Regions from separate parts of the Mus musculus genome. Here region 2 is linked to region 1. Evidence: chromatin contacts called from ENCODE Hi-C or POLR2A ChIA-PET data. All regions are on one chromosome and are shown on one strand. Each heading gives the region's core, a stretch centred on a gene start or an enhancer-like site at or near the end of the contact. The rest is flanking DNA. Distances are from core to core; before and after follow the strand shown. Region 1 holds the start of Nptn (neuroplastin). Region 2 holds the start of Adpgk (ADP-dependent glucokinase).

What was found. A loop is a pair of places that touch in the nucleus more often than their neighbours do. ChIA-PET counts read pairs that join two places held with the same protein, here RNA polymerase II (POLR2A).
Region 2: a map of T-helper 17 cell shows a loop between it and region 1 (4-fold over the local background). The contact joins the promoter of Adpgk here to the promoter of Nptn in region 1. A Hi-C loop is called at or near these places in 1 of 37 maps with a recorded cell type or tissue (T-helper 17 cell). POLR2A ChIA-PET finds 5 or more read pairs at or near these places in 2 of 5 experiments (both embryonic stem cell).

The regions. Positions count from the first base shown.
Region 1 is chr9:58,580,253-58,583,497 of GRCm38, forward strand. It overlaps Nptn (neuroplastin), which reads left to right and starts at 1,988. Exons shown (of 9, transcript NM_001357751.1): 1 at 1,988-2,274. The coding sequence starts at 2,184.
Region 2 is chr9:59,290,020-59,293,149 of GRCm38, forward strand. Adpgk (ADP-dependent glucokinase) reads left to right here and starts at 1,553. Exons shown (of 7, transcript NM_028121.2): 1 at 1,553-1,847. The coding sequence starts at 1,615.

The DNA of each region.
Region 1 (3,245 bases), core at 738-3,237:
CCCGACTGTCTGCCATCCACAGTTATGCTTGGAGATCCTGAGCAAAACCTGCCATCTCTTAGCCTCAGTTTCCCCATCTGTGAATGATACTTTTATAAGGATTTCTCGTTGCGAGTGTAAATACGTAGGTTTGTTAGGACACAGCTTTTCTTCTGTGAACATACCCCAGAGATAGAGCCCCAGCCCTTGCTGCAAAGCACAGTCTATAGCAGATAGCAGATAGTTGTCTAGTTCCTGGGAAAGCTGGAGAGTTCTGGAGAGTTTGTGATGGTTTCTTTCTTTCTTCCTTCCTTTCTTTCTTTCTTTTTTTTTTTTTTTCGGTTTTTTGAGACAGGGTTTCTCTGTTTAGCCCTGGCTGTCCTGGAACTCACTTTGTAGACCAGGTTGGCCTCGAACTCAGAAATCCAACTGCCTCTGCCTCCTCCTTTTTTTTTTTTTTTTTTTTTTTTTTAAGATTTATTTATTTATTATATGTAAGTACACTGTAGCTGTCTTCAAACACTCCAGAAGAGGGCGCCAGATCTCGTTATGGATGGTTGTGAGCCACCATGTGGTTGCTGGGATTTGAACTCCAGACCTTCGGAAGAGCAGTCGGGTGCTCTTACCCACTGAAGCCATCTCACCAGCCCCCCTCTGCCTCCTCTTTACTCCAGATTCTCTAACCCTTTGAATATAGTCAGGTCAGCAGGCCAGTTTACCCTTTCTCACTTGTAAGCCACAGAGACACCCGAGGATGTCTGTTGTGACTCATAGATGAGCTAAGCCACAGAAAACACTCCTTTGCTAACCACAAGTGCTGAGGGTGGTTCAGGGAAAACAAACAAGCCAACTCCCCCAAATCTGTGTTTGTGTTCGAGAGCCTGTGTGCCCGCACTGGGAGGCCAGAAGTTGCCTTCGGGTATCTCCCTTAACTATTCTTTTTCTTTCTTTCTTTCTTTCTTTTTTTTTTTTTTTTGGAGAATACTCAGTTTTTGAGGTAGGGTCCCTCACTGAGCCTAGACCTCATCGATCGGCTAGGCAGACTAGTTAGCAAACCAGAGAGCTCTTCTCTTCTCCAGACTCAGATTACAGCGTTGGCTCTGGTGGCCATCCTTTTCTGTTTTATGCTGGGGAAACTCAGGTCTTCACGTTTGTGTATCAAGCATTTTTAAGGACTATGACATCTCCCCAGTACTCTCTCACCGCAAAAGAAGGCATTTCTCAACTTTCTATGCAACATGGCTAAACTCCTTTTTGATTGCCCCTTTCCTGTGGGTCATCTCTGATACACCAGGCTGAACAGTGAACTGAGTGGAAACTATTTTCTTACGGGTTTCCTCTACCAAAGGTTCTGCCTATTACTGGACACACTGTGACTTCCTTGTAGAATTGGATCTGTAGCCCTGCACAGGCTAGCTCTTCAGGCCCTCAGAGCTTGTGAAGCTAAAATAAGGCCAAAGAGGGGTGGGGAGGGCACAGGTAGGGAGGAAAAGGAGGACACTTGAAGGCTGAGGGAACAGATGTCCGTGCAAGGAAGCACAGCGATCGTTAACACTGCCTGGAAGGGAAAAAAAAATCCACGAGGCAGAGAGGTTGTGGCCAGATACCTCTAGGGGTCTCTGGTCAAAGTCCAGAAGGAAAAGCAGGGTTTTGATAAGGGGTACTAATAGGAAGCTCAAAAGCAGGGTCTAGGGTATCCATTTCTGAAGCTTCGAGCAGTAACGCATGAAAGGCAGGATGGGTGGGGGGAGCATTGTTTTCTCAATGCTTCCTCTAATTTCTGAGCGCTAGGATCCCATAGAAGTGAGAACTGTACTCCGCCGTCTTCCCCCGTGGGAGAAGGAGCGGGTGGAGTCCCCGCCTCGCCCCGTCACGTGGCCAAAAGCGCCCTTCGCACGTGACCGCCCTTGTGCTTGGCCAATCAGCCTCTGCAGGGGCGGGGACTTGGGGAGGGGGGGGAAGAGGGCCTCTTCTCGCGAGCCTTGCCGCCGGTGCTCCTGGCCCGCCCACGGCCGCCAGCGGAGGTCTCGCGAGGCTTGGACGCTGCGGCGGTAGGAGGAGGACAGGGAAGGACGGAGCTCGGCCGCGGCTGCCTCCCTCGTTCACTCCCTCGCGCGCGCGCTCGCCCGCCCCCTCCCTCCCTCCCCTCCCTTTCCCCGGCCCCGGCCCCGGCCCATTCGCTGCGCGCTCTCCGGCTAGGGAGGATGTCGGGCTCGTCGCTCCCCGGCGCCCTGGCCCTCTCGCTCTTGCTGGTCTCTGGCTCGCTCCTTCCAGGGCCAGGCGCTGCTCAGAACGGTAAGCCGAGGGGCCGGGGGCGGGTCGGGCGGGGGCGCCCGGCTCTGGCAACCAGAGGGGCCGGGCCCAGGCCTGAGGGGGATGCCGGAGCCGGCAGCGGGCGACCCGGCTGAGGCGAGGAGGTGCTTCGCGGAGAGGTGGAGGCGTCGCTTTGGTGCGAGCCCGGGGCTCTGTAGACAGGTCCGCGGCGTAGGGCTCATCGCGCACCGGGAGCTGGAGTAGCGGGGGCGGCTCTGGAGAAAGCGGCGGGAGACAGGCGTTCGAGTTCGAGCTGGCGGAGGGGTGGTGTCGGCGAGAGAACCGGGCTCCGCGGGCGCTGACACCCGGGATTCTACTGGGGCCCTGGAACCCGGGTGACATTCTGCAAAATGGGAGGAGGGGGGAAGCTGGGGTCAAAAGGATCCCGTAGAATACCTAGAGGCAGCAGACTGCTTGAGTCTCTCAAGGAGAGGGGTTAGTGAGCGATTCGGGAAACCTTGGATTTGGGGGTAGAGGGAAGGTGGGTGGAAAGATGGAGTGGGTTGACTGCAGTAGGGGGACCTGGAGAAGAGAAGCAGCAGTGTCTCCAAACGAGCTGGGGGAAGAGGATTGGGTTTTGCCAAGGAGGGTGGAGTGCTGGGCATTCTAGGGTAGCGGTTGGGAAAGCAAAAGGGAGTTTCTAAATAAGGAGAGGAAAATGAGCAGAGGATGCGGGGAAAGCTTTAAAACCGAGGTAGAAGAAATATCAGGGAAGTAAAGGGTGCCTGGGTATAGTGGTGGGAGTGGGGGAAGACGGAAAAATAAGGGAAGAGAGTAAAATGCAGGAAGTCGGGGGTGTAATGTTGCTTTGTAGCGCGGCGGATACATTAGGGAGGGGACGAGTTGTGGCAAATGCTTTATGATGCTAGTTCGGCCTTTGGGGAGGGCTGGGACACAGCCACATCTGCAGTGGTGGGATTGAGGGCAATGAGAGATGGTGGCAGGGGAGATGG
Region 2 (3,130 bases), core at 303-2,802, 710 kb after region 1:
TGGGAATTTATATTTAATGGGCTTTAGCCAACCTTCAAACACATGTGACTTTGCCAGTCCACCTCCCAAATCAATTAATCACAGACACCTGGTACTGGTTCTCAGTAAACAGAGGCAAAAAATGCTTCTGTTTACAGACACTCTGTAAAGTGTCTGTCTAGAAGGTATAAGACCTTCCCTTCCTCCCTGAGCACCAGACACAGAGATACACATTTGTAATTCCAGGAGCTAGAGGGAAGAGGATCAGAAGTTCAAAGTTGGGGCTGGAGAGATAGCTCAGCGGTTAAGAACGCTGACTGCTCCGGGGGTCTGAGCGAGAAGAAAAAAGTGTCTGGGGACAGCTACAGTGTACTTACATATAATAAATTAATAAATCTTTTTAAAAAAAGTTCAAAGTCACCCTTGACAACGCAGTGAACTTGAGGCTAGTCTGGGCTAGTAACCAGTCTCTGGCCAGTTAACAGCTGAGAGCCATAACAGAAACACTTTGGATACTGGGGGTGGGGGTGGGAGATAACGTCCAAGATCAAAGCCAGGGAAACACATTTCTATTAACAAGTTCAAAAATTATAGACAGAGTAGAAAATTGGTCAGGAGCTAGCAGAACTAGCAAAATAGAAATAGGCCAGGCTAGATGAGGCTGAGAATGAACTGGACATCAAGCCTAGCTTTCCTGCCTCTTAACCTACCCTCTCACATAGAACCGTCACATCAAAGGAGGAAGGGCTGGATTTCTGTAGTATCACCCGGAACAACTAAACCAGGATTTAAAAACTCGAGTCTATAGTCCTTCCATACTGTACACATGATTGTATCCCTTTGCGGCTTACTCTGGGGTTGTTCAAAGGAACACCACCTCCGAAAGGGTTATCTAAGGGGTCTGAGTGTTAAATCTGATCTCTAGATTGAACAAGATCGCTTCAGTCTTAGCGGAAGCCTTTGACTAGCTGAAAATCTCAAGAGGTGGACTCCCCGTGCCCAGCACCACTAGGGTCTGAGCAGATTCCTCTCGCGGGAAGCCCTTCCCATCGTCGTGCACCCTCCGCCTCGCCACTGCACCAGACTTAGAAAGGAACCGGCCTAGTAAAACCATGGAGGTCAAACACTGGCGGAGGGACGGATTAAGAGACAACAGCGTGGCTCGTTGTCAATGGGAGACCGACTACTCTAATCGCGAGGTTTGCTGCTTCTTCGTTATCTGCATGTCTTATCTTACTAGGGAAGTAAAAGTATTCTCTCGCCCCCACCCCGGACACACACACACTCTATCTCAGGCTATCAGTGAATATCGGGAAGACGTGTACGGATTGGGAACCACACTACTGCCTTTGTTCATCCAAGGACAGAATCGCACAACAGCGTCGCCCAGCGCCAGCGCCAAGACTTAAACAGAGCGAACCCCCAACGCCAGCCCTGTCGTCGTCCCGCCTCCAGCCCACCCATAGCTCCACCCATAACTGGGGCTGCAGTTCCGTCGTAGCTCCGCCCATCGGGAGGAAGAGCCTGTGGCGCGCGGGTGTGACGTTACGCACGTCTACGTCAGCACGCGCCCAGCTGGGAGGAGGCGCGAGCCGAGAAAGGATCCTGTAGCCACCGGTGCGGCGGTGTGTGCACATGGCGCTGTGGCGCGGCTCTGCGTGCGCCGGCTTCCTGGCGCTGGCCGTGGGCTGCGTGTTCCTGCTGGAGCCGGAGCTGCCGGGCACGGCGCTGCGCTCGCTCTGGAGCTCCCTGAGGCTGGGACCCGCGCCAGTGCCCGTGGGACCTCTGTCCCCGGAGAGCCGGCTGGCAGCCGCTTGGGACGCCCTCATCGCGCAGCCCGCCCGGCGCTGGCGCCGCGTGGCTGTGGGGTGAGTGCCTGCGGGGCCTGCCTGCGGCTCTGGGCCTCCCCGGGAAGTGCGCGCGCTCCGGGGTCCGCCCGGGACTCGGTGGTGTCTGGGTTGCCCTCTGGGCGAAAGTGTCGGACGCGTGAGACGAGCCTTTTTCCGTCATCGCTGCAGGGATAGTCAGCATATTTCCACCCGGTTGGCCCTGCTCCCTGTAAAAGCAGCTCTCATAGCTTCTTAGAAATTCAACTCAGCCTGTCACTTGTAATTTTTGAGGTTACTCTGTTGTCTGTCTTCCAGCCCTTTTTTGCCGACTGTTCTCAGGTGGCCACGATGGTTTTCCTATTTTTTTAGCACTCTTCCTAACGTACTTAAAGCTAAATGCTTCTGTCTCTAGCTGTTGACTTTACGTCATCCGGTCTGAAGACCACTCTACTAAGACTGCTCATTTTCATATTCAACATTTTTTGTTAAGGATTCCTTACCAGAACTCTGCGCCTTTCGCGTTTAGCACGCCCTTCTCGAAACTACCTTCTTCCCCATACTAAGTGATAGTTCATATTTTTAAGGTTCTCTCAAATCACAGTATCTCCTTTCTTTGTGAAACTCACAGAAATGTATCCAATTTTTTTTACACTAACCTTAGTCCCTCTTCCAGTTAGGCTTGGCTTTCTTGTCTTGTCAAGGGCACTATGCATCAGCGAGTTTTTTAGTATGTTTTTCTTTAGGTTAGAGTTGGTTTTTTTTTTTTTTTTTTAAATGTTGCTTCTGTTGTTCCTTTTTGAACTACAGCCTCCTTGGCTGGTCTGGAACGTAAGTAGATCATTAGAACATAGATCATTATCTGATCTGTTTGCTTCCTTTTTCTTTCTTTCTCTTGTCTTTTTAGTTTAGTTTTATTTTTAAATTATTCTTCTTTAAGACAGGGCTTCTCTGTGTAGTCCAGGCTCTCCTGGAACTCACTCTGTAGACCAGGCTGACCTCGAACTCTAAGGACCAGCTGCTTCTGCCTCCCTGGTGCTGGGCTTAAAGACCTGGCTTTATCAGGTTCTTGATCATCTTTCTTGGAGCTATGTCAGGTGTGTGCTGGGCTCTGAGGGCATATGTATGGAAGAAGTCAGGTCTGTGCTGCATTTTTTTGGAAGCAGCTTGAGCAGCTACAACAGAATAACTCACACTAGTTGCTTAGAACAACATAAACTTTCTGTGACTGGAGACCGATAGTTCCAGATCAAGGTGCCAGGGTGATTTCTAAGGAAGCTGATGCTGGGGGTGCCTTTCTTCTTTCTTCCTACCTTGGAGCCAGT